Regions from separate parts of the Mus musculus genome. Here regions 2, 3, 4, 5, 6 and 7 are each linked to region 1. A link is a loop called in an ENCODE intact Hi-C map of the cell type or tissue named here. Cell type or tissue: heart. All regions are shown on one strand. Each heading gives the region's core, and the rest is flanking DNA. Links, peaks and the distances in the headings are about the cores only. Region 1 holds the start of Zfpm2 (zinc finger protein, multitype 2). Region 2 overlaps Zfpm2 (zinc finger protein, multitype 2). Region 3 overlaps Zfpm2 (zinc finger protein, multitype 2). Region 4 overlaps Zfpm2 (zinc finger protein, multitype 2). Region 5 overlaps Gm33301 (predicted gene, 33301). Region 6 overlaps Zfpm2 (zinc finger protein, multitype 2). Region 7 overlaps Zfpm2 (zinc finger protein, multitype 2).

Region 1 (4,543 bases), core at 318-4,317:
TCCATCTTTACCACTGAAGTTGGAGACAGACAAGACAGTAAGCACATTACTAGAGACAACAGCTTGGAGAAGAAAATAACAATAAAACTGCACACACAACACATTTACTACCCATAAAGGGATGCATTGGTAAAAGAAAAAAATCATCATTTCTGTCATAAATTTTGCAGTGCAGCCCCAGAATGGAGAACAATCTGGGCAATTTATTGGCATATTGGCAGGAGGTGATAAGGCTAAAAACAACAGCAGGGAGCAGCTGTGTGGGGAGATGGGCTGATAGCATGATATGGCTTCCACACCAAACACCTCCCGTCCTATCACAGCTTTTTATCAAACCAGGATTACAATAATAGCTTATGAGAGAAAGCTTCTGAGAGGAAGGTAGAAAATATAGTCTTGGAATAGGAAAAAAAATCTGAATTTTGGGACAAAACATGGGGGCAAAATACATAATTTATCACTGTATTATCAGAAAATCCAGGCAGTCTAATCAAGGAGCACTGAGTGACTATTTTTTGCCTTATCATCCAAAGTGGTGGAAACGGAGAAGGAATTATCAGGCTTCTGCAGATTGCTGGGCTGGAATTTTAATGGTAATAATCGGGTTTCTGATGGTATATCTTCTCCGCTTATCTTTCCCATTATCTCCTCTTATCTGGCCAGTCATCATAGCAAATTAATGGTGCTCTTTCAGCGTCGCCTTTTTATCGCTGCCCGGAGAGCACCCAAGGGGAAAGAATAAGCAAAATATTAAAATACTGCATAAATCACAATTTTAGATAGCAGGGAACTGTATGCAGTAAAAGAAAAAAGAAAAAGAAAAAAAAAAAAAAACTCTGTGCCCAACAACCTTTTTGTCCTTTAAATTGACTGTCTCAGAGTTTCTAGTATAAACTGACTTTTGCTTGCCGTTGCTGCTGTAAACTGGGTATGTTTTTATCAGCTGTACCAACGCTTTATTTTCAAATCCTGGATGTTTCCAAGTTTAAAATGTAATTTTCGTAAGTGCAGGAAATGCTTTTGTTTCGCAGAGCATCTTCATCTCATGGCTTAAACTTAACATTGATGCAGAATAGCCAAAGAAATTGTGTTAATTTTAATGGAAAACAGTGTACTTCATGCACACATCCTAAACTGGAGGGAGAGAGAGATCGTGGAAAAGACTTTGAGTATAAGAAAAACTTCTTCCTCCAAAAACACCTACCTCATATTCCTGGACAAGCAAAAGGGGACAAGGGAACTGTAGAGTGCAGCCAAAGGGACTTTTGAGCTGATCAAACACATTTAAATATCTCCTCCCCAAAAGCTTGGAGATTGCACTACTCCCATCTAACAATTCAAAAAGCTTTTGGTTTTCATTTTCCTTAACAGTGGAAGGAGAGAGGAGGAGTTCACATTTGCATAGATTGCCACTGTAATCCCAAAGTGAATCCAAGACAAGCCTAAAATGCACAGATATTACAAATGTATAAACAGATCAGCAGAGAATGATGCCTATGAACAACTACACAAATATATAAAATATATTTATTTGCTCTTTTCCCAATTAAACAACTTTCACAGATTTTTGGTAGTTAATAAATCACACCACTCAAATAAGCCAGCAAAATGTTTTACGACCTATAACACAGAGTAGCATCAGCAATTAGTTCCAATGCTTTAATCTTCAATTATATGAGGTGGACATAGAAGAGAAAAAAAAATGAATGTAGCTAATTGAGAAGATAACAAAGTCTTCCCAAGTAGAATCAGATGGTCTTTGTAGCATACAATCAATTAATATTAATTATTTATTAACAATCTAGGCGACAGTCATGAACTAAAACCATTTGCATTTAATGTTTCTAACCACTTTTTTATACTAAACATCATTTGGTACAATAAACTGTACAATGTAAACAAAAGGCTCTGATCAACTCAGCATCAAAACGGAGAAGGTAATTAGATGGCACAGAGAACCCAAAAAGTGAAAGTCTTCCAGGACAGTGTTGCCACAGGATTAGGTAGGCTTTCCGCCAAAAGTGAGGTCCACTCCTTGGTTTGAAATAAGTTGTTTAGACTGAGAACTGGCACACAGGGACAGAAATCCACTGAGTTAAAGCCAGGGAATTACATCTGAGAGGCAGGGAGTGTGAGTGTACTATATTATGCATATTGAATAATCAACTGTAGCAAGCTATGTATAGCCTGCCCCCAATCTCAAGGACAAGTTGTATGATAAGATTTATTTTTAAACTACACCAAAAAGAAATTCTGACTTGCATGTAGGGTACCTATGAGGTAAGGGTAATACTAAAGCAATATACTAAAATTACATGATAATTAGTTTTAAACGAGTAGCCAGATCCTCAACAACACGGAAAATCAGAAATACATCACAGAACTCATAAAATATTATTGTTATTATTATCATCATCATCATCTTCTTCAAATTAATAAGGCCTTTAACTTTTTTTAGATTAAAGGATTGAAGATATATTGCAGGCCTATCGAACACACAGGAATAATTTTCCTAAGGTGAAAAAAGTTGGCCTAGAAGAATTTAGTGAGATTGTGGATTTCTGGCAGGCAGGTGTCTCTGGCACCGCAGGGACCCGCACCCAGGGACCCAGGGGTAGGGGTCAGGAACTAGGAACAGCACCAGAGTATGGGCTACCTTGAACTCAAATCCTGTGAGCCCAGAAGCAAAGGAGGCCCCTCCCAGTGGGGACTCCGCTCCTTGACCAGTGGCAAACTGAAGCCCGCCCTACACAGTGTCCAGGCGCCGTGAGTGGGACCCACCCGAAGTCCCCGGGTGCAGCCCAATACCGCGGCAGGCAGGGAGGGGGTGCGCGGCAGGCAGGGAGGGGGTGCGCGGCTGTCTCCAACAGAGGCGCGAACTTTTACACCTACTTTTTGTTTCACTTCGGGTTTGGCAAAGCGTTTGGTACCGCCCAGGACTGGGTCCCCAGACACTGATTTTCCACCGCACTGGGGAAGTTACCTCCCTAGCCCGGTGGCCTCCACCAGCTCTGAGAACTTCATCCCGGGTTACCAAGACATGCTCCCAAGAGTGGTAGGCCAACCGCCAGGACAACAACAAGGACAACAATCATACTAAGCTCTGCGGGAGCGGATTGTCCTGTTAGATTTCAGCATAAAAAGGGCGACGATTGCAGCAAACCAGAGTTGAAATAACCGAGAACCCGGGAGCGCGAAGGTTGGAGAAACACTGGGCTGCGGCTGCCCGGCGCTCCAACTGGCTGTGCATCTGTCTGCGGCCGTCTGGTTTTCCCTGATAGCTTGCAAAGTTTGACAAATCTCGAGGACTAGGAGCGGATCTCCCCGAGTGTCTCCCATCTTTCCCTCCGCGTGCGCCCCTCTCCCAGGAACCGATCCCACCAACTCCCAGTCCCGCGCGCAAACTTACGTTTGATCTGCCGGGGTTTACTCTGCTTTCGCCGGGACATTTCGGCCGCGGCCGCTGCCGCTGGGGTTCCTGCGGTGTCTGCGGTTCCCGCTACGGTTCCCTGGGTTGTCGCCGCCTCTGCCTCTGGGCAGGCTCGGGCCGCCGCCGGTCGGACTCCAGGTGCTCCGTGCGCTCGGGATCCCGGAGCTAGGCTCCTCCGGGAGCGGCGGATCCACGTTTGGAGATGAGCAAGCAAATGAGAGGCCGAGCAAGGGGCAGAGAGAGTGTGACAGGGAAGAGGGGAGGGGGCGACGGATAGAGCGATGGGGCTGTGGGGGGGAGGATGGGAATCTAGGAGCGATCGGCCAGGCAGAGAGAAAAGGGGAAGAAGGGGGTGGAGGGGTAAGAGAAGGAAGAGAAGGAGGGAGGGGAGGAGAGAGCGCAGGGGGACCCGGGCTGCGAGGGGCGGAGGGTGCGGGAGGAGGCGCGCGCTCGCTCTCCGTGTCCCCGGCTGCCGGGCAGAGACTCAGGCGCCGCCGCTGCCGCTCCGGGCCGCGCCGCGCTCGCACTGCTGCGGGAGGTGGCGAGGCGCGCGAGGGAGGGGCGCGCCCGGGCTGTGGGGAGGGGAGACTATGCCATCAGCGAAAGGAGGATTGGCTGCATCCAAAGCCAGTCCGGATGCAAACTCACAGCCCGGCCTCGGTCGCGTGGAGTGCAAGGGGATCGCGGCGTGGGTGGGAGTTGAAGGGGTTGATGGGGTGGGGGGAGACGTGAGGTTTGGAGGGGGCCACCTTCTGCATTTGTCACCGCGTCAATGCTGGGCAGCTGCCAGGCCACCCTTCCCCCGCTCCCCTTCCAGCAACTTCTTCCAACAGCCTCTTCCAATGGACCCTCTAACTCTCCTCCCTAATGCCTCGCCCATCTAGCAGGGCACAAAGAAATCTCAGTCTCCTTCCATAAACTTTGTGCTTCCAGTTACTGCTCCCCTCCTGGAGCCCCTGCCCTCCGCCCTCACAGTTTCTTGGCAGGAAGGTTAGGCCACTGGCAAAGTCCCCAGCGAAAGCCAGCTGATCACAAATGCCAACTGTGTGTCTTGGGGCCCGTTAAGTCCTCTCATCTGCCTGGGCTCTCAGGAGACCATTTCATCGCTGTCAG
Region 2 (4,543 bases), core at 230-4,229, 420 kb before region 1:
GCCCAGCCTGGGAGGCTCAGAAATCAGGTGGAGGGGAAAAGAGGAGGGGAGGGGGAACTGACACACTGTGCCTGCTGCTCTGCAGAGGCATAAATTATACAAGTTCATCATAGGAGGCTGTTTTTAATTTCTTTTTCCCTCTTTCCATTTCTCTGTGTAATATGCATTGCAGGATCACAATGAAGCTCCCTTAAGCACCAGGCTAGAAATGAGCCTCTCAGTGCCTCTGTCAACTTGTCCATTTCTATTAGACTTCTTTGTTTTGCCTTTCTATTTATTTATTTTTTTAATTCCCAGAAAGTAATCGATTTTTCTCTAGGGAGCTAGATCAAAAGTGTGACACCAGTGGATGAGGTGAAAGACTGGCATCCCCTGCAGCAACTGGTCAGATCCCTGGAACAGAAATGCCAGCATTTGGCAGGAACCTGAGTTTTCAGCCTTGATTTGCAATCACTCAGAGATACTGCCCAGTTACAGCTCTCGTTGTGTCCTGTGTCCTGTGTGCTAGGAGATGTCCTGTACACGTCACCTCTGAGAGATGGGCTTCAGCATCAGCCACATGAAGCACTCAGAACTCCCCTAAGTGATGATCTTAAGAGATCTGTGGGCAAAAGCAGCCAGGAGAGGGGATTGCATCTTTCTGCAAGCCATCTTTAGTCAACATATTCCATACCTTGGTAAAGTTTATTAGCTTTTAAATATATTTACCCAAATGTTCTCCTAACAAAACATGATACTTATCAAAAAAAAAAAAATCCCAACAACCATACAGTATTAAGCAATCTGTGATGCTTGGAAAATTAAAAATTATAAGTACTATGCATTATTTTCATGCTCTTTTGTTGCCCAGAGCATGTTTCCTGTTTCAGTGTTTCTCTCTTCTCAGGGAGCATTTTATCTGTCCATAAAAGCTCAGTAATTCTGAAGGAGATCATGGGTCGAATGTGTCCTACAGTAAACAATGGCTATCATTTGTAATTAGGGTTCAAGTTCTAAAGATGACAATGTGTGTTGGGTTTTCTTATTGCAACATATAATTTTAAATTAATGTTTATGCTTTTATTTCACTTTATATGAGCTTTCCTTTGAGTAATTATTTTTCTTTACAATCAACTGTTAAATATAACGGAACTAATAATTTCCCGCTGTGGAAAAATGACAATGGCGTGCATGCACCTGTTTTTTACTCTATCTGGTTTGGCAAACAAAGTTAATGGGAAACAGGGATTCTAACTTTCTTCCCGGGCTGGGGAGGACCGGAAGTGTAGGCAGAACTGCGTGAGATTCTGTTGCTTTAGCATTGGAAACATGAAATATTTGAACAAAGCCTTGTTATCAATTTCAAGTAACACAAAAATCATCCATGATGCTAATAGTGCGATGTACAATTTCTACCAAAACATCTTTTCTTTTTATCCACTTTTCCAGAATTGAAAATTCTTTAAATTGTGGAGCTTTAAAATTTTTTTTTAAAAGATGAGTAGCAGCTGTGGGTCGTGGTTGTGCTTCGGTGCGCTGTGACTTAGTGTGTCTTTTATTATGTTTAAGGAAGCTCATAACTAGTATAGTTTTAGTAATTATATGTTATTTAAGATTATATAATCTAATACATAAGATTAAAATCTGGTGTCTCTTTTTCTTTTCTTTTCTTTCTTTCTTTTTTTATTTAAAAGGTTTATTTATTTTATGTATTCACCATTGTTCTCTTCAGACACCAGAAGAGGGCATCAGACCCTATTTCAGATGGTTGTGAGCCACCATGTGGTTGCTAGGAATTGAACTCAGGACCTCTGGAAGAGCAAGCAGTCAGTGCTCTTAACCACTGAGCCATCTCTCCAGCCCAAATCTGACATTCTTAAGTTGCTCATAAACGTATAGAACAGTGGTGTGATGCTTCATTTATTTGGGTTCTATTTCATTAATTTTTGCTTACGTCATGGTGTAGGTAAATTCAGAGAATTTTAATAATTCTAACTTAACCTTTAAAGCATAATTTATTTTTATTTCAAGTGTGTGACTGTTTTGCATACATGTATATCTGTGTACCATGTGTATGCCGGTGCCCAAGGAGGCAAGAAAACCATCAGATCCCCCAGTACCTGAGCTGTGGATGAATGTGAACTGCTGTGTAAGTTCTGGGAATTGAAGCTGGGTTCTTTGTAAGTGCAGCCAGTGCTCTAACCACTGGGCAATCTCTATTCACAGCCCTAATTTTTGCATTAGTATCTAAAACTTTCACGATAGTTTATTACAAATAAAATCTTTTTTGAAAAGCCACAGTATTTCTACCATAAGGCAAATTGTAGCATTATGATATAACAGTTTGTAATAATAAATACTTCCAGGTAAAATATGGATATTTATAGCTCATTTATAAATAATGCAACTTTTGACTTTATTCATGATACTCTCTCTGTGCATTGACATAAGATTATCGATGTGTGTATTAGAATATTATTTATAGATATAACTATATATGTGATCTTTAATAATTTACATATCTTTTCTAATCTTAATTTTGAATGACTGACTTGTTAGGGAAGAATATAGTGTTGAAAAAAGAAACAGCCAGCAGGTGGCGCTCAGTGCACACTGTGAAGGAAAGACCGAGGAAAAGAAAATGCAGGTTTTATTTATTTAATTCTACCTGAAATGTTGAAGTTGCTACACTGAGCTTTATAATCCCTAAAGATTTATGTTAATTGACTAAACAACTTTGTAGTAATTTACAGACTATTCTCCAATGCTCATCTGAATGCCCCTGCATTCAACTCACGCACCCTTGTCAAGATAACAAAACATAAAGATGTAACATCCCCACACCCCTAACAGGGAAAGAACGGAAGCCTGGGTTGCTGAAGTATAACAAACGCTATCCAAATGAACAGGTCTAATACGTTTGCTTGTTAATATGTAGCAACTCCCATTCCTCTGCTTTTTAGCGTCTTTCTTTATTCTATAAAGGATACAAAAGTCTCCTGTTTAAAGAGTTCCATTCTATATCATAGACATTTTAGAGCTCTACCTTTAAGAACGTGCTTTGAGCAGACATTTGATGCTTACTGAAATGAGTGTGCTGCTGCTGCTGAATCGCAAGGAAAGTTAACTGTTTGTGCCAAAGGAGAAACAATTGTGACAAGCATAAGCATTAAAGATTGTTATGTCTGTAAAATTAATGTGACACTTTCCAGGCCTATAGTCAAATGCATGAGAAAGATTTTGCTTGAACATACACCTACATTCCTCTGAACACATCTGCTTCCTTGTCTTCCTATCATTCTGTGACAAGGGGAGTTATCTTTCCCACTTAATTTTATGTTAGGTGTATCAAAGGTACTCTCAAGTCTCTACATTCTGAATACCTGTTTGTCATAAGTAAAAATCCTCAACTAGCGTTCTGGTGGTCAGGTGGCTTAGCATGGTCTTTTCCCGCAAGGTCTTCATTGCTGAATTTCAGGCAAAGTCATTTAAGCAGTCTGGAAAACCTTCATGGGATTATGGGTAATCAGCACGAACTTGAGTCCCACCATCACCAGGAAGGGCTCCTCAAGCGAGTGATTTCAGGATGTGCACAATGGAGTGAGTTTCTACATATCTTCTTGCTATATAAGAAGATGAGGCTCTCTCACAAGCCACATGGGCATTCGCCCAAGAATGGAAGCTAAAAACAATTAGTCAAGAGCATCATAGCATCACAAGGTAGGAAACAGTTTTTCAAGTAATTGAAATCCACAAATAGAAAGGGAGTCCTAGCTATGGCTTGTGCTTTGACAGTCTGACATTCAAGGTCAGCCCGTCTCAGTCCAGTTAGGATGGGCAGCGTGGAAGGCAGGGTGGCTTTCTGCCAAGGAAGTTGCAGATGACTGGACAATCCACTGCAAATCTCAACTTTTTCCATGTATGACTATGAAACTAGAGCAAAATAATTTTCTAAGACTTGCATGGCCTTCTGTTCCATTTTATTGTGCAGTTTGCAATGACAAATTTTACTATTCACTAATTGGCACAAAAGGGTCAATCTGACAGCAGCTATTGTTTCCACTAAGATTAGCAGTGCAACCCATGGTCTTAATCCAAAAATAGGTATATGTCTGTAGGCTGGTGTCACTTCGTTATAGAAAAATGTGGTATTATTCTCTTGGTGCTTACAAGGAGACCTCTTTTTGGTATTTTATGGTTATTTCTTATTTGGGCCATGTGATGATAGAATTGGGCAGAATGGGTTCTTGATTTCCTATATGAGTCTCAATGGAGGGTGGGAGGGAGCACAAAACCAAGACAGAGTGGATTTTCTACAGATGAAATTCTCAAGCGGAGTATAGCAAGGCAGGCAAGGGATCAGGACAGGAGAGCAACTGCAGAGAAAGACTCCATTCGTGAGAGGGCTGCGTCTTATCTGGAAGACCATCACAAACAGACAGGACAGCAGGACAGCAGCCTGGCTGGCATCCTCCTCTTTTTTTTGTCACATTCTAGTGTTTGCATCATAAGGCATCTAGGAATGAGTAGAGCAAGCAGGAGAACAGTGGTGCTTAGAGGACAG
Region 3 (4,543 bases), core at 247-4,246, 320 kb before region 1:
CTAGGCCCACCAAACTCTAGACAGCCTCCAGAATAATAGCACAAAGAGGGAGAGCCTGCAAAATATTTCAGGGGAGCGAAAATGAAGAAATAAATGTGTGCCAGCATTCCTTCTTAAGGGGACGCTTTAAATATATGAATATATGGAGAAATCCTTATCTGGTTGCCCTCCTAGGCTGGGACCAGAAAGTTAATGATAAATGCTAATTTTTCTTTTGAAAAGGTTTTCTTGGACCAGCTTTGCAGGCAGTGTTGGGCCCAGTGTCATGGAGACAAAACAGAAACGCTGTCTTTGAACACTGGGGCTGCTTCTGCTCTGCCAGCTTAGACTGCTAAGGCAGAAGAAAACAGAACAGCCGGCGCTAAGAAAGTTTAATACCTTGGAGCTGATATAGAAGGTATTATTTTGTCTTTCTGACATGCCCGGTACTATTTTTACCCAGGTTGCTGTGGGGTTAGGTTGGGACGTTAGAAAGAAATGGTGATTTATTTTAAACACTTTTCGGTTGATACAGCTCCTGTCCTGCTGCTATTCACTGTTTCTAATGTAAAAGTGACCCCCCTCCCTCTCCCTTTCCTTCAAAATGAACAACCATCAGAATCTCCGTGAAAGGACCCCCTGGAGCGAGGTCTGGGTGCTTCCTTGCTCCTGTTTCAGCTGGTCTGTGGGGCTCCTTCCTGCCCACCCCTGTGCTCAGACTCACAACCTCCTCCATCCTACGTGTTGTTTCTCATTTAAATGAACTGTTGGGTTCTTTTATTTCATACAAGTACTGGATTCGCCTTATCGCCCTCATTCCTTTGGGGGTTGCCAATTGGTTTTATCCGCGGATGTATCGTTTCTCATGCTTCCTTTTTTTTTCCTTACAAAGAGAAAGAACCTCTCCGTCAACAAGCCTCTCCGGAGTGGAAGATTAAAAACCTAGACATCACCTACCTTGCAGCGCTACTCCCAACTGGGTTGTGTAAAACTCAATTAAACGTGTCCCCATTGAATACTGCATTACAGTACATTAAACAGAAAATTCTTCAAGCGTGATGACAAAGCTTGAAGCCTCGGCTCAAAGCTGCTCCTTGCAGCTTGCTTTTACATTGCAGTCTTTATGGCACAAGTCTCTTGTTGATAAAACTTTAGTCCAGCCTTGAAATAATATCCTAGAGCCCCGCGGGGAATGTGAGAAAAGGGGATGGTAAAGTTGGTCTCAGCACTTTCCTGAGCCTCTATGGAATCTATACTGCCAACAGACCAGAAGATACAGTGGGACAATTGGAGCGACACGTCCTTTATTTGAGGCAGGTGAAATTCACAGATTCTGGCCTCTGTCAGGAATGTTATAGTACCCAGAATGCATATTGCAGAGACATATGGGTCCTTTGGGTGAGAGATTTATACAGACAGTATTCACAGTCCCTCCTACAAAAGCCCGGGGAACGATTCCAGGCCCATGGCAAGCCTTGCAGCTGTGCTATGGAACACAAATGGCTCTCTTCTCTTTTTATCCCTTGTCCCCTATCACTACATTTATTTATAATCCACGTTACCAATAAGCAAAACTTGTAACAAACTTTTTGGGGTTTTCAAAATTATTAAACAACTCTTAGATTCACTAGGTTTGGTCTAAAACTTTTCCTCCAATGCTACACATTTTGTTCCGACCTCACTGTATGGTCATTTTGAAGCTCCCCCCCCCTTTTTTTCCTGCTTTTGAATTCTATCAACTCACAGCATAAAGTTTCTTCTTTCCCCAGCTTTAGCTACCTACCCCTCTTATTTGTTTGTTTGTTTGTTTTTTGAGACAGGGTTTCTCTGTATAGCCCTGGTTGTCCTGGAACTCACTTTGTAGATAGACCAGGCTGGCCTTGAACTCAGAAATCTGCCTGCCTCTGCTTCCCAAGTGCTGGGATTAAAGGAGTGCGCCACCACTGCCTGGCTTCCTCCTCCTCTTATTTAGGTGCTAGACTGCTCACCAGTATTGGGAATGAATAGGGTATGTTTCTCTAATGACTCTTTCACATTTCTTGTGGATTATTGGTTTTTGTATTTAGTTTCTATGATATATTTGCTCTTAAATTTAAAACCTATGATCTGAAATGATATAGAACACCAGCACAGATTTATTGAAATATTTACTATGGCACACACATATTTACTATGGCTTAGAGGGAAACCCAATAACTCTTGAGTAGTCCATACTTAGTACTTCAGTGTGCAGCTAGGGGGCGTGGTTATCTCAAGACTTTACTTTTCATTTTCAGGATCAACAAATCTAACTACAAGTATTAAGCCTTAAAGTACTTGTCTGCACACACGTAGTTATTTAGCCATACGATGTATGTATTCATAACAGTAGGTTTTAGAAATCATCTTCTAATTAATGTGCTATATCCTTCATTATGTTCTTGGTGTCTTGCTGTGCCTTGTGGGTGGAACAAGGCTTCAATCTTCATCATTGTCACTTTATATTATTGTTGGCAGTGTTTAAGTACAGTTGGCTCTGGCTGTCTCATGGGTTTGGGAGCTCAAGTGCTGGGATTGAAAACGTGACACTGTGGAGGCTGACCAGCTTTTCCTCCATGGCCACCATGCTAGAGGGGTTAATGGATATCACTAGGGATCCAACTGGTGACCATCATGCTTTGCTGAGCAGAGTCATAACATTTAGGCCACTGGCGATGGCGTCTCAGATCTGCCAATACTTATATCTACGTTTCCAGCTCATTCAAAGAAGTTTTCAAATACTGGCTGATTATTTATAGAACAATTTAATATTAAGAACAACCTAGAGAGTTTTGGAAAGAGTTTATCTTCTTTTCCAGCTCTTTGTTATTATCAGGATAAAAGAAGACATATTTTCCATTCCAAGGCAGTTTCCTAATGAGTACTGATATCTTTTTAACTCTTATCCACCCTTGCCCCCTAAAAATACTTCAGAAAAGTAATTCATATTGTGTGCAAGTCTTTTTTGTATCTTCTATTAAAATACTACACCTCCTCAAACATACGTGTTCTCTCTTTGTAGCTTGGTAAGTAAATTCTTACATTACACTTCAATATTTTAATTGGAGAAATTATCTTTATTCTCAAATGACTTACATATTTTGTTCAAAGGACAGCACTTTATAGAGTTTTCTTCAAAGATTTGAAATCACACATTGCATGAGCTATTTTTCTTCAATTAAAATTTAAAGATATTTTGCAATTCATAAGGATCTATAAAGTACTTTCTGGTGGGTATATTTTGCTGGAAATTGTTATGAGATGTGATTATTTTATGATACAACACTCTTAGAGTAAAAAAAAATCACTTATTTTTGTAATTTTAAACAAATCACCCATCCCCTAATACCAGAGGACTTTTGGCTGGCCTGAGAACCAGTCCACTCCCTCATGTCTAACATGCTTCCGTTCCAACATTTCTGAGCTTTTGTTTCAACTAGCAGACCAGCAGCATTAGTTCATCATGCACGCTGAGTTGAAGGTTAGGGCATAGCAGCTAACTGCTGTTAACCGTGTGATTTCTCATTTCTTAAGACTGTTGTATTTGTTCCCTTTCTTTTTTAACGTATGAGCAATTTGGGTGTTGAGAAGTCTATCAAAAATATATTTCTTTAGCAAGGGCATAGATGCTGCCACAAGACGCAGACTAAACAGTATTCTCAGGCTGTTCTTGGGGTTTAGTTCCTGTAAGGAGTTTCCAGGGCTATCTGATATCATCTGGCTGTGTCCATTTCTAGCCTCTAATTAAGTCTGAGTGTACCGAATTCCCTTAAGATATATCTCCTCCTGATATATTTTATTCCTGGTCTCAGAACCCTGGTTAGTATTATTTTTTCTCCTTTAAATAATTGTTTTACTTCTTGGCCATTCATTTTTCTTCCCAGTGATTCTTTTCATGGATTCAACTGCCTATTAGCTAAAATAATAATACTGATATTTTCCATCATGTTGGCTGTTTCCATGTGATGATTCCAAAGTATTTTTAGGACAGCTTTTTTTTTTCTTTGTGAAAAGCAATTAATAAGACAAAGAGAAATAATGGCCAGAAAAGAGAAGTCATGGGTATTCACACACCAGTATCATTTAACTTTTTATCATATATGTATATTCACACCAATTACTGTACATGCATATTCTCACACAAGTATCTCTTAACTTTTATCGTATATGCTACTCGCACACAATTTATTTTTAATACCAATATTGCGAAATGTTTAAATTTCATTCATCTTTGAACCACCTGGGTAGGATTCTTGACAATCTTAGCAGACTGTTCACTTCAGTTCCTACAGCTGACGCAAGTCAGCATGGCACAGAGGTTACTCAACTACAGAAGCCAAGGATTAGGACTTGTGTCATTCTCTTTTCTAAGAATGCTACAAAATGTGCCTTGATTGATGCCATAGCATAACAGAGATTTCCAGATTCTCTTGATAAAAGATTTTCCTCTTTTGAGGAATCCGTTTCTGTAGATATGAAAAAAAAATCAAAATTCCCACTGAAAAAAAGCATTCTGATTGCTGGTAAGAGAAGCAGGGGAAATATT
Region 4 (4,543 bases), core at 171-4,170, 170 kb before region 1:
ATTATTTTAACTATGTCCCATATGAAACAAAGTTTTTTGTTTATTTTCTGCATACAAATGTACTAAATATATTCCTCACTCTAAAATTCACCATTATCTTTATTGGAACAGTGACAATAATATTCAGATAAAGAAAATCTATAGGACAGCTTAAACCAACTCCTTCCCTACCTTATACTATCCTCAGCTTAGATGGACTATAAAAAGTGAAAAGAGTAGGGAGAAAAAGGATAATATAAAGTTGCGCCATCAAAATTGGCTTCATTAAGATCCTTAATGAAGCACGCGGGAGCCATTTATTGACTCCTCAACTATTAAGATGGAACATTATTACTGCTTTAATAGTATTTCCATTTTCATTTAGGAAATAACTAATCAAGGGATCAATGTACCAAAGACTTTATTTTCTTTCCCTTGGGTCACTTGAGTACATATTTTAAAATGCAGAAGAAACCTAAGAGCAATTCCCACTGGTGCTGTATCTCCTGAACAATTTAGAGAAATAACAAGAAGAGTACAAGGTCAACAGCTACCAAGAAGAAGACTGCTATGGAGCAAAGAAACTGGGTGAGTGGAGAGGCTCCCTTCCTGGGAGAGCACAGGAACCCCTCTGGGGCAGGAAGCTTCCCCTGGAAGGGCTGCAAAGCATCTCCACCCTGACCTGCTGTCAACCTTCAAAACATTTCTATTTCTCAGACTCGCTTAGAATGCAAACTACCGTTTTCCAGGTAGATCTCACAGCCCTGCTTCCTTTGAGGTACTGACATGTAGCCACAGAACCCAATCAGATAACACCTATTTACATATTTATAAAGCACCCTGTAAAATCTCCTATCAATTGTTGCTGCTATATATAGGGCTTTCAGAGGATCTTGTGGGCAGGGCGCTCTACTGCACTGCTCCCTTCAGGACTCCAGATATATCTCATAATGTGATTTCAATGTAAATGGGGCCCATCACACAATCACACCACTTCACAAACTCTTTTCTGCTGGGGTAGCTTAAGTCTAAACACACTCAAGCAGCTTGCTGCACCGGAGCAAGATTTCTTCTACATTTAAAAAAAAAAAGAAAATTTTTTTTTCAAAAAAAAAAAAAAAATCCAAAACCCCAACACAACAATGCCAGGGGAAAAAAATCTGAACGTTTTCTGCAGAAAGATGGGCCGTCTCCAAATCCTTGTGCCCTATCAGACAAATTAAAGTAAATCAAGCATGAAATGAAGCCGAAGAGCCCCGAGATAAGGCTCCTTTAAGTCGTTTACAGATTAGGATAGAAGAGGTGCATCTGGTCTCTGGCAGCGAAGGAGGCCAGTTTCTCAGCTCACAATAGCAGTCCGTGTATAGGATTACCTTACCTTGTCACTGACAAGGGAGGAGGCACTCGCAAGATGTCCCTAACTAGCGCCGTCGGTTAAGGGCTCATATTAAAGTACTAATTGTTGCAATGAAAGCAATATATTTATCATAAAACACAACAATACAGGCCTCTTTCCAGGAAAAAAAGAAAATCCTACAGACTGATTTATGAACTGGTCGGAAGCAGATAAACTGGGGAGGCTGGGCGCGGGGGTCTGCTACCAGCAGATGAGCCTCTTCTCTTATCAGGCAGGATTCTGCAGCTAGAGACAGAAGCTGATAATTCTCCAACAGGAATTAGTGACAAGGCCAGGAAACCGTGTTACTGGTTAGACTGGGGCTCCAGCAGCTGCCAAAAGTCCCTCTTGTTATCAGATGTGTTTTGTTGCTATGAACGGTGAAGTATTCTCTAGGAGAAACTGGATGCTCTCTCAAAAGGCTTCATGGTTCATGATTAAAATATAGGAGGAGGAGGAGGAGGAGGGTGTAAGGTTTTCTTGGAAGCATCTGGAATTTTGCAGCATCTCCCTGAAGACCTTGTAGTTCTTTGGCACTTTGAGCAGCCTGGAAACTCCCTTCTGTTTCTTGCCTTGACAAAGAATGTTTTCTTCTCCAGTAAGAATAATTTATGCCTTGCTTCTAAGGGATTCCTTCACCACCAAGGCACTGCTACCAGCTAAACCAAGGCAGCAGTTTCAGAGAGCCTCAAGAATCTACCCTGTGTTTTGATTAGTGGGACGCTGGAAGCAAGGAAGGGCTTACTCTCTTGTTCTACCAGACTTTGGTCACCTCACTGCTCAGGAATGATGCAGGCACCAGTAGAGGTGGTTGGGCTATTGTGAAACACCATGAAACTTGACACTGGAGCTAAGTATAACTCTTCTGATCAAGTCATTTTACAGGGCTCGATGTCACAAGACTTTGCAACACACTTGAGCTGAACCCGTTTTGTCCTATTTTCACTGTTGAACTGCACTTGCGATCTGATAAAAGGTAATTCCACCAAAACTATGGCAAATAAACTGAGGTTTAGCTGGGTAGAATGCCTCCCTTCAAAACATTTGTTGATGACAGACATACACTGAGGAGTTCCATAGTCCCTCCCAGTCTCCAAGACTACCTGACCAATATCCTCATCTTGGGAGCAAGTCATTTAGGTTTTCAGGTTGTTGCATGCGGGACAAAGGCCTTCATCTCCAACCGCAGATAACCCTTTGGCCACTATCTGTGGGGACACTCAGACGTAACAGTGGACATGGATACCGATGTAGAAGATATGTGTCCTTTATCTACCAGTCTAAAATTAGCTCTCATAGTGCCACTTGAAAGAATCAATTTCAACCTTATTAATGTGCTATTTAGATTAAAATAAGCAAAGTCTTCTGTAATTATTGTTCCTTAAAAAGAAGTAAATAGAGTCAATGCAAGATCTTTTAACCGTGCTCCTCAACTAGGTATTTGCTCTGACTGCATAGACAAGGAAGGCATCACTCGGGATCAGATAAAGAAAGAGCAAAAGTTTAAACCACAATATAGATGTAATTGTCACATTTAGTTTTCCTTTCATTTGCAAAAAGCTTAACTAGAAAGTTTGCATCTTAAAATTAGAGGAAAATATTACAGAACACGGGGGAGATCAGTCTTACAAGCAAACTATATGGAGAGAAAGAAGTCTAGTGAAGTGAACATATATACTGCATTTGTTAAAATGTAATTATTTTCAGTGGAGTAGGTAGAGGATAATCCTTCCCTCCGCGAGAATTGATATATTTACAAATCTGACCAAGTGATGATATCTAACAAGCGCTTGCTGCTTGCTGCTCCACAATAATAAACTATCTTAAGTTATGCCAAAAGATAAGAGATACGCATTATTTCTCCATTTACTAACATTGTGAGGAGGTGACATTTATTCATATTTACATTACTTCCTTACATGACTTTGTAAAACAAACAAGTTTCTCTTATTTCATTGTGTATTATTTGATGACACATTTATTCTTGCTTTAAAAAATGCCAGTCTATTAAAGAGTTAGAAAATGTTCTTCCTCCATAAAATCCCTGTCAAAGACATGCTAAAAAATTCTCCACACATATGATACCATATTTTATAATTATTATAATTTGAATCTTTCAAACTTCCTTATGCACTAGGCATGAAGTTCATTTATAGTGAGACATTTTAAGGTATTTTGTGTATGAATTAGCTATATACCTCATTGATTACCTTTGATTAATTATTAATATAGCAATACCAATTTTTCTAGTATAGCAATAAGAGTTAAATTAAAGTGGAAACTTGGCTCATTTTGCATGACTTTAAGTAAGGCAATGTGGCACTCAATAATTTAGCATGAAGTAAAATTTAATATTACATTAGACTTTACCAGCCCTACTAGGAAAACTTAAGAACAAAAAAAGGTCTGTGCTGATGTGTACTTGGGGCTTAAAGGCCATTTTCCTTGTGTGATGAAAGTCTTCTGAGACTATGTTAGCATTTTCACCAATATGAAGGAGTGTCAGAAACAAATGACTCCCACATCACAGACACACATGTGTTTCTGCAGCTGCATATGTATCCGATGGCAAAACTGAAAGGCTTTGAACTTTCTGCTGCTAGAGTATTTCTACAGTAATGAAGAGCTGCCACTGGCTTTAGAAGCATTCAACTCCAGCGAACCTCCTCTGCCTGCACTTTGAGTATGGAATGTTTGCTGTTCTAACAATTCTCCTTCTGAGGGTGAAAATTTTGAGCCCCAGCAAACATAACTAACGTTCACGTTAGGACTCACCCCCATGTACGTACCGTTCCCAAACTGCATTTCTCTGTGGCTTTTGCACTTTGGACATTTTCACGTACATAAGTTACACTGACATTTTCCATGTGGTCAAATATGTTTGTTTCCAAAACATAATGGGTAAGCTGTGATTATCTTTATTGTTATTATTAATATTATTACTTCTATTTTTAGAATTTTAAGTATAAATTTTCTAGTTTATCAGTAAGAACAGACCATCTCCAGAACAAATTATGGTAAATACTCTTAGATGTTATAAACTTGGTTTTCCTTAATTGTTCACTTCCATAGTAACTCAATTAGGATAGCAACGAGTTAACACAAGGACTACAATGTCCTATTTATAACTAGAATTAAAATATGATACTCAAGTAAAGATGCTTTATA
Region 5 (4,543 bases), core at 166-4,165, 490 kb after region 1:
TCCTCATTAGTAAGTAGCATTCAATTACTGGGTGTTGCAATGCCAAAGAGCATAAAAGAGAAGCGAAATCTCGGTAAGATCTAAGGGCAAAATGGCATTTTTATATTGCTATAAAGATTACTTAACTCTAGTGCGGTGCTAATGATCATTTCTGTGACTAAAAACATCCCCTCATGATTAATTACATAAACTCTCATCATTCCAAGCCCAACAAAGACTTTAAAACAGTTTCATGCATCTTGTGTCCCCTCTAACTTTTCCATTAAACCAGGGACTCTAGGGATTAAAGTAACCACTTTCCATTACATTAAAATGGCGTACATGGGATATTTACGCTTGTGCGTGCGAAGGGTATTTTCTCATGGAAGGGGAGGGGGGCTTCTTCTTCTTTCCTCTATACCCGCCAACTTCTATTCCCCATACTCTTGTCAAAGGTATTCCTTCCACACGGAGCGTGATATCTGCACCGTCAGTTGTTCAAATTAGATATATTGACATATACAGTAAAACTCTCTGAGTGTAACTTCAGTGTTGTTTATATCATCAATAAAGTGGACATGTTGAAGGCACTCTTCTAAAATAAGGGATTGTTTAGCAGGGAATACAAGGCAGCTGTTAACCGTGAAGCTATAAATAAATACTTGGTAAAATACAGAGCAAGAAGACAGCCCCGTGTCTTCGAAAGCCTTGAAGTTGTACTGTAAAATGACCACTATTCTTGGAATACTGTACTTGCATGCCCACAAGCTCGGATCAAAGCGTGCACTATACAGAAAGGCACTGGCTGAGTTTATATCTATGTGATAGGCTTCCAAACAGTTACTTCCCCGGACACAGGACATGTCTGTTTACTACAACTTTTCTAATGAACATGCTTTACTGTTGCTTAAGAAAAAGACATGCAAAAAAGAAATAAACAACTGAAAATAATCTTCACTTGCTGAAAGGGATCAAAGTCTGAAATCTGAGACATTTCTTGGATGATGTCCCATACTTATGAAAACGGTCTTTCACTACAGTCTGTCCACGCCGGGATCCTCTCCCTGCCCTAGTGCAGCCAGCCCCTGGGGTCTGTTTCTCTCACCAGAGTGAGCAGTGAAGTGTGGAACGACCACAGACAGCTCTCAGGGCCCACACTGCTGCAGACCTCCCCGGTGCCCCCGTTCTTGGAACTGTGGCAGAGTCAGGTGACGGCAGAAAGAAGTGAAGCCCTTATCATTCTTTATTACGCAGCTTAAGGAAGATATACAGCAGAGAGCATGGTATGGAAAAGCAGAGACAGAGGATAGCCCCTGCCTGAGACTTGGAGTCAAGCACACCCAGACATCGTGCAGTTTGAATGTGGGGTCTTTGAGACCATAGGGCATTCAGTCTGGGTCACCGGAGGCATTTCCTCTGGCATGATGCCTCGTGGTTTACAATTTCCTCTTCTTCCTTCCCGTGACTCCACTGGAGCCGGTCTGGAAGTCCAGGAGCTTCTATCTATGTGGAACAGAATTTCGTTTTCAGAAATTGAGGTCTGGGCACCTTCTGAATAGAGACTGGCAATAATCCCAAATTGCATGTTTTATTATGTGGCCTTTATTTGTGTTTCTCATGAAATGAGCTGAGACACTCAAACTCATTTCAGATAGCAGCCAAAAACCAAATGGTCACATTGTCCCTAGGTGGACGGTCAGCACATTACAGACAAGGCCGTCCAACTCCTGCGTTTGCTAGAAACGTCTTAGGGAGGACAAACCGCTTCAGTCCCTGTTTCCAGCCGAACGTAATTTTATTCCTCGGTCGCATGGCTGCCTTCACCAATAGAAAAGGTCTTTACGTCGGATTTCAAGATCTTTCTATAAGGTCGCGTTGTGGCTGCATCTAAAAATCACTTTGGAATTTCATTTAACATGAAAGAAAGCAAAAGACGTGAGCCCTTGCTGCTAGTGTTTTTCATAAGTTGAGACGTGGAACCCGCTTATCCTGTGGAAACAAAACCAAGTGTAGTTGCTGGTTGCTGCGAGAGCAATGTCTAGTAAGGATTTCCACTTTTAATCAGTTATAAGGTACAGTGACAGCCACTGCGACTAACCACACCCTGTGGGGAAATGTGAATAAGCAGTAGTAACTTCTGCCAGAATTTAGCACAGGATTAATAGCATGCCACAGCACATTGGGGCCCTTCCACCCTACCGAGACCCCAGATGAAAAATTAATTAAGCTCATACATTTAAAACTAAATGCATTTCACTCCAAATTACTGTCCCCAAAAAGTTCAGCAACAACATGAAATGCCAAAATTGTAAACTCGCATCATATGTATTCAAACCCTGGTTTAAAAAAAAAAAAAAAAAAAAAAATCAGGGAGTGGGGGAGTGGGCCAGTTATGATTGACTCAAGATCCCCATCTAGTGGCCATATCTTGAATAGCAGGCTATTTGTGTTTCTGGAGCATTTGTGAATTAAACATCTAAGACATGTGATTAGCTCATTGTTCAGAAACGAGATTCTTTCTGCCGTCTTACCCTTTCCAACTGCATTGTAAGAGACATGCCCAAAATCAGGCATCAAAAATTCAAAAACTAAAATATCTCCAGGAGTCATTTACGGCCCCCACCCCCAAGCAATTACCTTGACTCACCAATAAACTCAGTTCCTCTGTTTTCTACAGGCTGTTTCCCCGATCCACCATTGATTGCTTAACTCTCGGTGTTGATCAAAAAGGATGGGAACTTGACATGAGTTCTGTGTGGTTACACACCCGTGCCACCACAAACATGTGAAAGTCACAGGATAATTATGGGGAACCGGGGCTTTCCTGTTTTGTTTTGTTTTGTTTTGTTTTGTTTTTGTTTTTGTTTTGTTTTGTTTTCTGGAAGGTTCTTGTTTTTCCACATCTTATCCCAGCTTCTCCAGATAGATCCCAAGTGCAAACAACTCCATCTAAATGAAGCTTGGAAACAGAAGCCAAACAGCTATGCTCTGGGGTAAGGTGGAGCAGAAGTGCTGATGAAAAGACACAGAAAAATTATCCTGGGATTCCAGAATGTTCTATGCCTTAGTCAAGGTGATAATTGCATATGTATTCTTACGTGCCCTACGTGCATAGTTCATGTGAAGTTCATAAATGACGACTCTCCGTAACTTGCTTTTCCCTAGTCCTGGAAGAACAGAGGTTGTAACTACCACAAAAAATTTCTACGAACCCTCAGAAACTTGGGAAAGTGAATATCTATAAAACCTACACATTAAGAACCTGGGACTCTGCATTTCTATAATTGGACTGAAAGCCTTGAAGGCACCTCCCAGCCCAAGCTTGAAACGAGCACGAGGAATTGTTTTCTCTCGGCTTCACAGGGTGAGCGCCATTACTCTCTGAGGAGGGCCGCCTTCCAACTATCACCCGTGTAGTCAAAGGGATAATGCAGACAAGTGGAAAAACGAATGGGTGACATAATCGCCAGGAATCACACCTGTCCCCCTTTCAAGTACATCATGGAATGCTCACACTAAAGGGAACCTGCCGATCTCCAGCTTCATCTCCAGGCCTTCAAGAGAGACCTAAGGGAGACTGTGACAAGTCCAAGATCACACGACTGTCTAATAACCTAGCTAAGCCACTCAGTCCTGCTGACTTAGGAGTCTTAAAGAATGTAGGCAGGACGGTGCGGGGTGGGGTGACCCCTATACCTCTGTGAGAAGAATACCAGCTTACCAGCTTTCCTAATCCTGCACAACTTTCAGAGACCTTGTTTTAGTTCCTGAGTGGTTTTCTTCCCTTCATTTCGATTTGTGAGCCTGCTGCCCCATTTCTTCTATCCACTATTTTTTTGCTTTCCATTGTATTTTTGTTTTGCCTTCTATCTTTATTTGCTTTTCTCCATTGCATGTTCAGCTACAACCAGGATTGCTCCTGAGTTTGCTTATTGAGCTTCACAGAGATGCATGTGGTCCAACCACTGCCCTGCAGATCTTACTACGTCAAGACTGACTTGAGTTCTGCCCTCCCTCCTACCTGAGAAGAAAGATGTCAAGCAGAACCAGGAGTCTGTGTCAACAGCTTTCCCTGGAGTTGTAAAGGCGGTCTCTTCGAGTCCTGCCAGGACAGAGGGAAGACAGTGAGCCTAAGCACAAAGCCACGGGCTGGCTTCCATGTCACCACTCCAGATCTCAAGGTCCTTGGAGAAAGGTAGTCTAGATCCAAGATGACCTTGTTCCCTTCACGATCTACCAACACCAAATCAGCCTAGAAAGTGTTCTTCAGTTCCCTCTGCCTTCTCTAAGTAGGTAAGAATGATATCAAACCAGGGCACACTCATTGCCATGTGTGACACTGACAGCCACTCCTCCAGAACCCAGCTGGATTCCAACGCCCTTGGTGAGGGAACACAGCACAGGTTCACCTCCATGGTGTCATGAGGGAGCAAGCTCTGTTGAACTATCCTACGTACAATCTGGGTTTTAGTGGCCACAGTTGTTTGGAGGAGGAGAAAACACAGCACAGGAGGGAGCTTAGTTTACAGGGAAAGAGGAACTTTGGATGCCAGTTCACTCCATA
Region 6 (4,543 bases), core at 359-4,358, 72 kb before region 1:
TTTAATGGGATAGTTACTTTATTTTTAGTGTTCAAAGAATACTTTATATAAAGTTATGTTAGTTAAAGAATAGCACTATAAAACTGGGCACACTGGATCATAGGAACAGGGCTCCCTTTCCTATTAACAACTTGTTAATTAGATACTTATCTTCTCAGTTGCATCAATACCTATGATTGGTGAGTGCTCCATATAAGGGTGAAGATATCAGAGAGGAGTTATGATATGAAGGAACGGAACAACAGTTTGGAGGGGAAAATGTAATTATTATTTTATAATGGTCTGAGTATTGGTTAGGATGGCATGTTTGTTCACAGTATAAGTCAAAACAAAAGGAATAGGCAAAGTTATTTCTCAAGTTGTACATGATCAACATTTATATCTACACAAAATTTCAATTGAAATTCACCTCATTATTGTATTACTTGGCAATATCGAAAAGCTGTGTAATAATAATAATAATTAATAATAATAATACAAATTATGTTAGACAGGACACAAGGACACTTTCACAAAACTGGTTTTAATGTTAGTGAATTTTGTCAAGATCTTCTTTATGGTCTTTGATCAGCAGCACAGGAGCAAACAAGTTATTCACAGTAACTGAAGGCATTTGTGTCCTCCCCACACGAGCAGATTAAGAATCTGTTGGATTCCAGATGTTGGAACTCATCCACATCCCTTCGTCCTTTTATCTAAGAAAGGTCTGATTTCCATTCCAATGTTTCTTGCCTTTCAAAGAGCCTTAGTGTGTTCTTCATTGCCACACTCAGAAAGGCAACACGGAAATTGCCCCCAAGAAATATATAAGCAATAGGGGTCTAACTCTTCCCAACTTCAAGGACTCAGACTGAATGAGTACAGTGTTCACTCCCACCGAGCCAGAGAGCGGTGGGCACTCACACTCCACCAAATGTAAAACAAGGACATTCTTGTCAAGCTGCCTAGAAAAACTCTTTAATAAGCACAACCCGGAAAGCACTCCAGTAGCCCAGGCTTGCATACAGACCCAGATCTAATAAAATACCACATCAATACAGCAATGCTCTGCCCACCCCGTTCCCTTTCTCCTTCCATTAGTTTTATATCATTGTCTCACATTACCTTATACAAAATATTTCTGAGAAATATAGGTGAATGTGAGCCAAAATGCCACAATAAAATGTAGAGATGTGATGAATTAGAACTATGGGAAAATATCAAAAATTGACATTAGTAACGGAAATGTAATTTTAAAAATCACTAGCTTCAATACTTGAAGGTATGAAGCTTAAAAATCAATGAGACACTTCAAAACATGAGCTCTAATGAGAGGTTACTCCTGTGTTTAAACCTTAGCTGTCTTCCTGATGAGCTGTTTGACTTCTGTCTGCCTCAAAAAGCCTTGAGTGTCCATTTCTCATCTATAAGACCAGGGTAATCGCCCCTAGTCATTTCAAATTATATGCAATGAACTTACATGACAGCTGGCACAGTATTACTATGCAAAGTTTGTCAGTGTATTATGTTTGAAATAATCATATGGTGCCTTAGGAAAGATGTTAACAAGAACCCCGCTGTGGGAAGGGGAGAGGGAAAGCAGAAGATAGATCAATATAGGAGAAGCATGCTTATTTGATGTCTTGAAACGTAACTAAAAGAAGGAGATGACCCCACTAGATGTCTCCCTGATGTTCCAGAGTCATTATACATTGCTCACTAGGGGGTAAATGAGGCTCCACATCTTGTGTGGCTAAAAGGAATTAGATAAACTGTTTACCTTGCCATCTTGAGGGTTAGTCTTTAAATACTCTAAGAATTAAATTGCCCCCTTCTTATTTACAAGACTACAAGAGGAGGGTTTCTAATTAGAGAGGACACATGGTTACACTAAAAGATAAACCTTTGTTCCACAGAAACAAAAATAAACTTCCTTTTTAGATAAAAAAAAAAAAAAGAGAGAGAGAGAGAGAGGCTTTCCAGTCTCCTTATGAAATACTCAGAGAAAGTGCAAACTGGGGGAAGCACAAACCTAATGAATGCTGACAGACCAGGCCAGCTGCTACAGAGAGAACGGATTCTGCTGAGCCCTAGGGACATCTTTTCCGAAATTTCTTGCTTCTGTGTCAGGGAGATACGTAAGGACAGCAGTAGCCTGGACCATACCCAGTAGAAACAAACTAAAGATGTCTTCCTGTCCTGAATGTTCATTGACTTGTGATTTCTACTGAATTACAAAGTTCTAGTCATCATCCTTACTCAGAGACCACAGAAGGAAAAGGACCAGGAAAAAAAAAAAAAACAACTGTTTAACATATGCAAGTCTAAAAACTCAAAAGATCCTGCAGGCTGGCAAAAACAGAGGGGTCCCTTGTTTCACGATTCCCAACACTGCTTCATGAGGCTAAACTGGTTTGAAAATGATGAAGGCATGAAAAATACTACTCAAAATTCAAATTATTTCATGCCGCACCCTTTCATTTATTTTATTGCCTCAAGGGTGGAAAAGGCATGTTCTCCACTGACTGAAGACAAGAGGAGGGGCCAAGCTAATGCTAATGGGATTTCTGTGGCCAGAGCCCACAACCTGAAGACAATCTTGCACACCTCAGCTTAGAATTTACAAAACATCTGCAAAACAGAACAGTAACTGCATCCATGGAAAAGCGTGCATCATACTCATTTGACTTATGGTACTTACTAAACCCTACAAGAATATAAAACATAACTTCTAGACAGTGGCCAGTGCAGAACTGTCAATACAATTTTGAATTTCATAACCAAATAGTTTTAGAAATTACAAAAACAAAACCAAACAAACCACCAAAACTAGAAAAGAGGGAAAGGTGAAATATTTCCAGGGTTATTGTCCATGGCAATGAAAAAGACACAATATATAAACACCTTCCCTGAAACAAAGGTGGCTCCCTGGAGATATGCTACTGTTATTTGTTACTTGACAGAACATCCCTGAAGTACTGAAGCATCCCAGTATCTTGAAATGGACTCAGAAGTGCTCCAGATCTGATTTTATAAAATGTCCCTCTTCAAACTAGAATGTTTCAGAGTTGGAAATAACAATAATTCTCATCAGCCAAAAGCAATTTTAGTTATTGAATCTACTACAGCATCATATTTAAACCTTTTAAGCTTATCAATCAATCTTCAAAATCTCTCTCTCTCTCTCTCTCTCTCTCTCTCTCTCTCTCTATATATATATATATATATATATATATATAAAACAAAAAAAAATCACCAACTTTTTTCTTCAGAGTCTGAATTTCTACCATAGAAGACTGTCCACAATGGGTTTGCCAAGGCCAACTCTCCTTGAGAGAACTGGAGGAATTTTCTCCTAAGAATGACAGTGAAGTAAAACTTTTTGCACACAAGAAGCCTCCTTGAAGACCACTCCATACTGATATGAACTGTCATGTCTTTATCATGAAATTCTTAAAGTATTCTCAAATAACCTAGGCTTACATATTTTAGTGAAATATTTAAAAATACATCCTAAAACACTATCATTTCTTGCCACTAGCATATACCACAATTATTTTTTAGCTATTTTATTAGAATGCTTTCTATCTTAGCTTTACTTTCAACTGCAGAATTTGAAGACAATATTTCTTTATAATAACTTATTCAAATCTGACTATTTCTCTTACCTTGGCTCTTTGGTTCTTTTGTTTGCTTAATATCATATTTTCCTCTTTATTTCCTTCCTTCTTTCCTTTCCCTTCCCCCAAAGCTCTTTACCTGCCTCTATCTCCTAGTGCTCCTTCCTCCCTCCTCCCTCTTGTTTTTGAGACAAGGTTGCTGTGGACAAAGAAGCTCCTGTTACCCCCCAATTGCTAAGACTGTGTGACTCTGTGCCACTAAGCTGGAGCTGGAATCTGGAATTGAGGCTTTGGGGTGTGCTCACTAGGTAAGAACTCTACCAATTTCTAGATCTCTCACCCCAACCATATCTGTGAATAATGGAATCGTTTAGAATGAAATCCACCTGTTACATAGAAAAGAGCCATAAGGATGTTGATGGATTTTTGGTTTTGGTTTTGGTTTTTTTTGTTTGTTTCGATAAAGGACAGCTAATGTAAAACATTAGCTTTCTATCTTTCTCCATTTGACACTACAACTCATGTTGGATAAAAATAGAGCAACATATTGATCAATTCTAAGGCTTCAAACAGAGCATGGAGTTTTCATATTAAACCCTTCTATCTAACACTACAAACTAACAAACACTCATTTATAGACTGACGTTCAGAAGGGTAAGCAATTTATAAACTTATATGTTTCAAAGATACCTCTAGAGCTCCTCTTTTTAGTTAGTCCTTTCATGCTGCAGATAATTTGATAAGAACCTTACAGTATAGTTTCTCCTATCAGAATTATGATTAATCATGTGTGTATCTTCATTAATATTTTCTCCTCATCAGTCTATATAGTATTAAACATACCACATTGGTAAAAATAATGTAGTGCTATATAATAGGTATAGAATTTTTCTTGACTATTACTATGTTCTAGAATGATACCAGACAAAGAAATAGTATTTTAC
Region 7 (4,543 bases), core at 178-4,177, 370 kb before region 1:
CATTCATTGTGAAGGGCACCGAGAGAGTATGATGAAAGGAAGGTGTTCAGGAAAGAGCTGACGCCTCGGCTTTTCTGTCCTTGGACACATCTCTAGGGTGCTGGTTACCAAAGTTCAGTCTAATATCAGATTGCTAAAGGACCTCACATTTTAAAAAAAGTCAACATATTTTCCATAATTTAAATGTGTCCTTGTAAACTGTCCAGCTTCCTGCGACGTCAAAAGGAAATCATGTAGACTTGGCACACATTATTCTTAGATGCAAATTAGCTAATGAAATAACTCTCTTCTCATGTTGATCTATCAAGGCTGTTGAAATTAATTCAAGATTAGAATCTGTCATAAAATATTAATCACAGGGCCTATTGGCCCAGAGATCCCTGCTAGCCATGATGCTATCCAAGCCTGTTGCCTTTGATTGAATCTAGCATCAGTTTCTTTTACAGTGAATCAAGTAAAGACAAACAATAGTAACAGTGTTGCTAAAGAGCACAGTGACAATTACTAATGTGCGATAGGTTTTACTTTTTTATTGAACACTGGTGATTAATGCTTCTATGTACAATGTTAAGTCATTCTCCAAAAATTGTAAGATTCTGTTATTATAATCCCAATATTATATAGGTGTAAACTGAGGTTTACAAAGTTGATTAATATATCTAAAGCAAAAAGCTAATCAACAAAGGAGTGAAAAAACTACCCCAAACGTGTCTAATCCAGAATTCATGATACTGAGCATTTTAGGACCTCTCTACAAAAGCTTGAGTTATTTATGGTTATGCCTTTTGTTTGACTTGTCATGGAAGGGGTGCACTGCTGTGGTCAAATTTATATCAAAGAACTAGTGTAGAACCACCAATGCTTCCAACTATCACAGAATGAACGTACCACATTATCACCTTGAAACATCTCAATTACTAACTTCACAATTTAACTGACGACTAAGCTGAAGGCAAAGCTAAGTCAGACATTACTACCTTTGCCTTCAACTCAGTTGTCAGTTAAATTGTGTTTGGGTAAATATGTAAGCTTTGCAACTGATATCAGGGAGATTGTTACAGATTTGAAGACAATGTATACTTGAACATCACAGGTGCTAAAAAACCAATCTTACAAGAGTGGTTTGGGGACACATATAGTTTAGGCAATGGGAGTGACATGGGAGTAGTATATTTCACAGCAGTAGATCCTGGGTGTTGGCTAGAATCTGACTTTTATCAACGGATCATCTTTAATACATCAGTTCTTGACAACTAACTGGGTCTTGTCAAGTGAAGACAAAAATCATGTGCGAGACAGGGGATACAAACTTATAGTACAATGAGGTATGACTGTGAGGAAATAAACAGGAGGATTGCAAAGATTGAACTAAGGCAGTTTCCATTTTGAAAAGACATTTGTGAAGACAGAATCAAGGCAAGGACCCAATACAATGGAAATATATATGTATAAAGTGAAAAGGTACAAAATTATATTACATTTATGATTAACACTGAACAATTTCCTCTAGAAAAATGAGAACTGTACGTTACTTGTTTGTTTATGTTTCTTCCATCAATGCTTTGAACTTACAGAAAGCCTTTTGAAAGTCATAATTTCACTTGTGCTTTTTAGTACAAGCCTTCAGAGTACAATCATGTCTTTGAACAATGTGCCAGATGGTTAGATAAACACAGCTACCATCAGATGGGTGAATGGCTTCATTTTTCATCTTCCTACAGCTTGAAAATGGATATACAGTAAAGCTCTCATGTTCTCATGAAATGTGAGGATTCTTCTTCAGGACTAATCTTTCTCCATCAGGCAGAAAATCCTGGTATCAACTAACCAAAGATTACTCAAATTGTCTCCTGGACTCTAGCTGTCTCCTCCTTAGCCCCAACACCCTCAACCCCGTTAGAGGCATGAGCGAGGCTGAGCAGCGACCACCAGGTGGCGCCAACCTACAATCAGGGAACAACATATTTATTGAGGCCCAATGTTTTTGCCAGGATTACTATGACTAATTATGATCTCACATATTTGGTGACTAAGTTTTCAGACCCTGCTGATATTATTCTACAGATAATAAAATTAAGTTGTATAGTTTATTCATGTTTATACAGTATGCTACTGTCTATAGTCCAAAGTCAGGCTCCACAGTAAGTATATAATCAGGAGTCTAGGAGCTCACAGTCCAATATAGCTCCCTTCTACCCACGGTATGAGGTAGAACTGACCATTTCGGAGCCTATGCAATCAACTACAACTCATTTATGCTGCACTGAGACCGAAGGACTATGTTGTGTAAGCATGAAAGAAAATAAAATCCAAACAAACAAAGCTCAAGGTGTGTTGCTAATACACTCACTCATACTCTGATTTCGTGTATTAATCATGGACATTTTTTTCTGTAATGAATACTCAATAATTCAATCAATATTTCTCTGGGGATCAGCCGTTACTCATCACGCAGGAAGCTTTGACTCCAATCTAAAGAACCATCAGACCTCGTGTTCAGGAGTAGAGGCAGGAGAATCTCAAGTTCAAAGCCATCCTCCTTTCCTACTGTGCAAGACTGTAGATCGTTTTAGTAACATGTCTCAAAAGAAGAAAAGAAAACAAACAAACAAATGAAACAAAACCCTAACCACCACCGAAGTCTAGGAACACCATTCCACGTAATTTAACAGCTATCTGACAAGAATTGGTAAAATATCCACCCCAAGGTGAGTATGATGGAGACTATGGAAAACACTGTCATGGTTTCTAATGTAAAGGACTGAGTAACCTATTAGTGGAGTTGAAATAAATGGAAACAGGGGAGGGGAACGCAGATAATGTAAGACGAGTATTAGACGCAATGACAACGCAGCTCTTATCAGAGAACATGGAAGTGACTGAGCCCAGGGATGACGAGCACAATCTTATACAAAAGACTAAGAGTTTGATTTTTTTGTCACGAAGGGAGGCTGTGATATAAACACTCTGAAAAGAAAGAGCTGTTAGCCATTCGGCTTCATCTCTTTGCTTTCCTCTGACTCAGTGGTTCCATTTGGGTTAATTCGATCCTTGACGCTCCCAGCAGATTCTTATCAGGGCAGTTTTGTAATAGCTGCTGACCTATCAGTGGGGAATATTGAGAGACATGCACGGAGTATAATTTTTCAGCAGCCACAGGGCAGGTGATGCTGGAAAGGCAGCTCTCTTTTAAATGTATCAGCACTTCCAAGTCTGCAGCGCATAAAAGTTGCTCACAGTTTGTATCTGTGCCAGGAAGATGAAGGCAATGCCTGCTCCACACACCAGTGGTGAGATGTGTGATTTCACCCTTGGAGAATGTGACAGAGTAATCGACTTTGATGATTAATCCATTGTCACAGGAGGCTCAGCATTGGTGGAGATGAATTTGCTGCCTTAAGTGACTCCCCTGTTGTGCTGCATTCTTTAAAACTCTTAGGGAGTTGATACACGGTGAGAGGGGATGAGACTGCAAACCTCAGGAAGTCACTCCGACTCTTTTAGACTTGTGAAAAAGCACACAAGGCAGCTACATGTTTTCTTTGGGCGTCCAGATTTGACTAAATCAAGGGATCTTAGAGAATACATCCCTTCTGGGAAATTCTTGATAATAGGAACACATGATCTCACACAAGGTTTAGAAGACTTCCTGTAAATCATGGAAAGTGTGTTAGAGGGGCTCTGCGGGGCACTGCTTCGTTATTAACATACCTGACCCAGTATTATCACATGTAGTATATGAGTCACATACACTAACATATCATGTATAACACAATGGGCGTATATATTTCTTCACATATATGCATGTTAATGAAAGTCACATAAACAGATGAATACATGCTACAAGTTACTTCTTACAAGTCAAACCAAGAGAAGTCATTTTGCCTGCTAGCGTCCCTTTTCCCTGACCTCCAAATGGACATGGTTTCAGATTATGAAAAACTACTTGAGAATTTAGCCATTCTGTCTTTGAGAGAAAAGACAATAATATTATATTTATAATTTATTAATACATATTATATTAGAGGCTACATATAGCTCAGGTGGACTGAATAGGAAATTGTAGGCTTCTTGGCCCAAACCCCAGAACTTCTGAATCAGGAGGTCTGGATCAAGGTCTGAGAAATCTACAGGCCTCCTCTCAGCAGAGGAGTCTGGAGCAGATTGTCTGAAAACCACATTTTGACAATACAAAAAAAATTGTAACTGAATAAGTTAGATGTAGACTGGGATTTAGCTCTATCACTCTGTGGCTATTTATCACTAAACAAAACCATTAAAATATATAAACTTTAGTTTCAATGACAGCCTAATAAAATGTTTACTATTTGACCCCCTAAAAACATGTATGAATGAGAGTATATAGACACACATATAAAGGCTTCCTAATATATTTGTAGAAATCACATGTAGTACATAATACAAACCAAATAATAAAACATATAGCTGTCTCTCAGCACAGCAAGTTAGAATGCACTTTCTGGTCTTTGAGCAATTTTTGTTTCCATAGTCAGACTAAGTTGTAGATGACCGACAGCTGTTG

Evidence for each region. Peaks named below come from ENCODE experiments on the same cell type or tissue, not always from the same donor. Only the 100,000 strongest peaks of a DNase experiment are listed, where the experiment ranks them.
Region 2: it touches region 1 in a loop (6-fold over the local background); 9 of 42 quality-filtered maps call a loop at or near these places.
Region 3: it touches region 1 in a loop (3-fold over the local background); 5 of 42 quality-filtered maps call a loop at or near these places.
Region 4: it touches region 1 in a loop (5-fold over the local background); 4 of 42 quality-filtered maps call a loop at or near these places.
Region 5: a loop joins it to region 1, with 3 times the contacts of the local background. A loop is called at or near these places in 9 of 42 quality-filtered maps.
Region 6: it touches region 1 in a loop (2.3-fold over the local background); 3 of 42 quality-filtered maps call a loop at or near these places.
Region 7: a loop joins it to region 1, with 2.6 times the contacts of the local background. A loop is called at or near these places in 5 of 42 quality-filtered maps.

What each region holds. Positions count from the first base shown.
Region 1 is chr15:40,654,450-40,658,992 of GRCm38, reverse strand. It overlaps Zfpm2 (zinc finger protein, multitype 2), which reads right to left and starts at 3,951. Exons shown (of 8, transcript NM_011766.5): 1 at 3,410-3,951. The coding sequence starts at 3,449. In heart, for the core only: a CTCF peak has its summit at 2,778; DNase peaks (open chromatin) are centred at 2,842 and 4,012; H3K4me3 peaks cover 3,704 bases; H3K27ac peaks cover 2,891 bases.
Region 2 is chr15:41,077,864-41,082,406 of GRCm38, reverse strand. The region is part of intron 5 of Zfpm2 (zinc finger protein, multitype 2); the gene reads right to left. Among named protein-coding and RNA genes, the nearest start is that of Gm46502, 94 kb to the left of the region's middle. In heart, for the core only: a CTCF peak has its summit at 2,579 (motif pointing right); no DNase peak of the experiment used is centred there.
Region 3 is chr15:40,975,176-40,979,718 of GRCm38, reverse strand. All of the region lies in intron 5 of Zfpm2 (zinc finger protein, multitype 2), which reads right to left. Among named protein-coding and RNA genes, the nearest start is that of Gm46502, 200 kb to the left of the region's middle. In heart, for the core only: a CTCF peak has its summit at 2,222; no DNase peak of the experiment used is centred there; H3K4me3 peaks cover 740 bases; H3K27ac peaks cover 1,173 bases.
Region 4 is chr15:40,822,128-40,826,670 of GRCm38, reverse strand. The region is part of intron 3 of Zfpm2 (zinc finger protein, multitype 2); the gene reads right to left. Among named protein-coding and RNA genes, the nearest start is that of Gm33353, 83 kb to the right of the region's middle. In heart, for the core only: no CTCF peak of the experiment used is centred there; a DNase peak (open chromatin) is centred at 2,180; H3K4me3 peaks cover 973 bases; H3K27ac peaks cover 2,016 bases.
Region 5 is chr15:40,164,738-40,169,280 of GRCm38, reverse strand. It overlaps Gm33301 (predicted gene, 33301), which reads right to left. Exons shown (of 3, transcript NR_155350.1): 2 at 4,001-4,081; 3 at 1,205-1,968. Among named protein-coding and RNA genes, the nearest start is that of Gm33301, 4.4 kb to the right of the region's middle. In heart, for the core only: a CTCF peak has its summit at 2,401 (motif pointing left); no DNase peak of the experiment used is centred there; H3K27ac peaks cover 498 bases.
Region 6 is chr15:40,726,602-40,731,144 of GRCm38, reverse strand. The region is part of intron 1 of Zfpm2 (zinc finger protein, multitype 2); the gene reads right to left. Among named protein-coding and RNA genes, the nearest start is that of Gm33353, 13 kb to the left of the region's middle. In heart, for the core only: no CTCF peak of the experiment used is centred there; a DNase peak (open chromatin) is centred at 2,044.
Region 7 is chr15:41,027,298-41,031,840 of GRCm38, reverse strand. All of the region lies in intron 5 of Zfpm2 (zinc finger protein, multitype 2), which reads right to left. Among named protein-coding and RNA genes, the nearest start is that of Gm46502, 140 kb to the left of the region's middle. In heart, for the core only: no CTCF peak of the experiment used is centred there; a DNase peak (open chromatin) is centred at 1,920.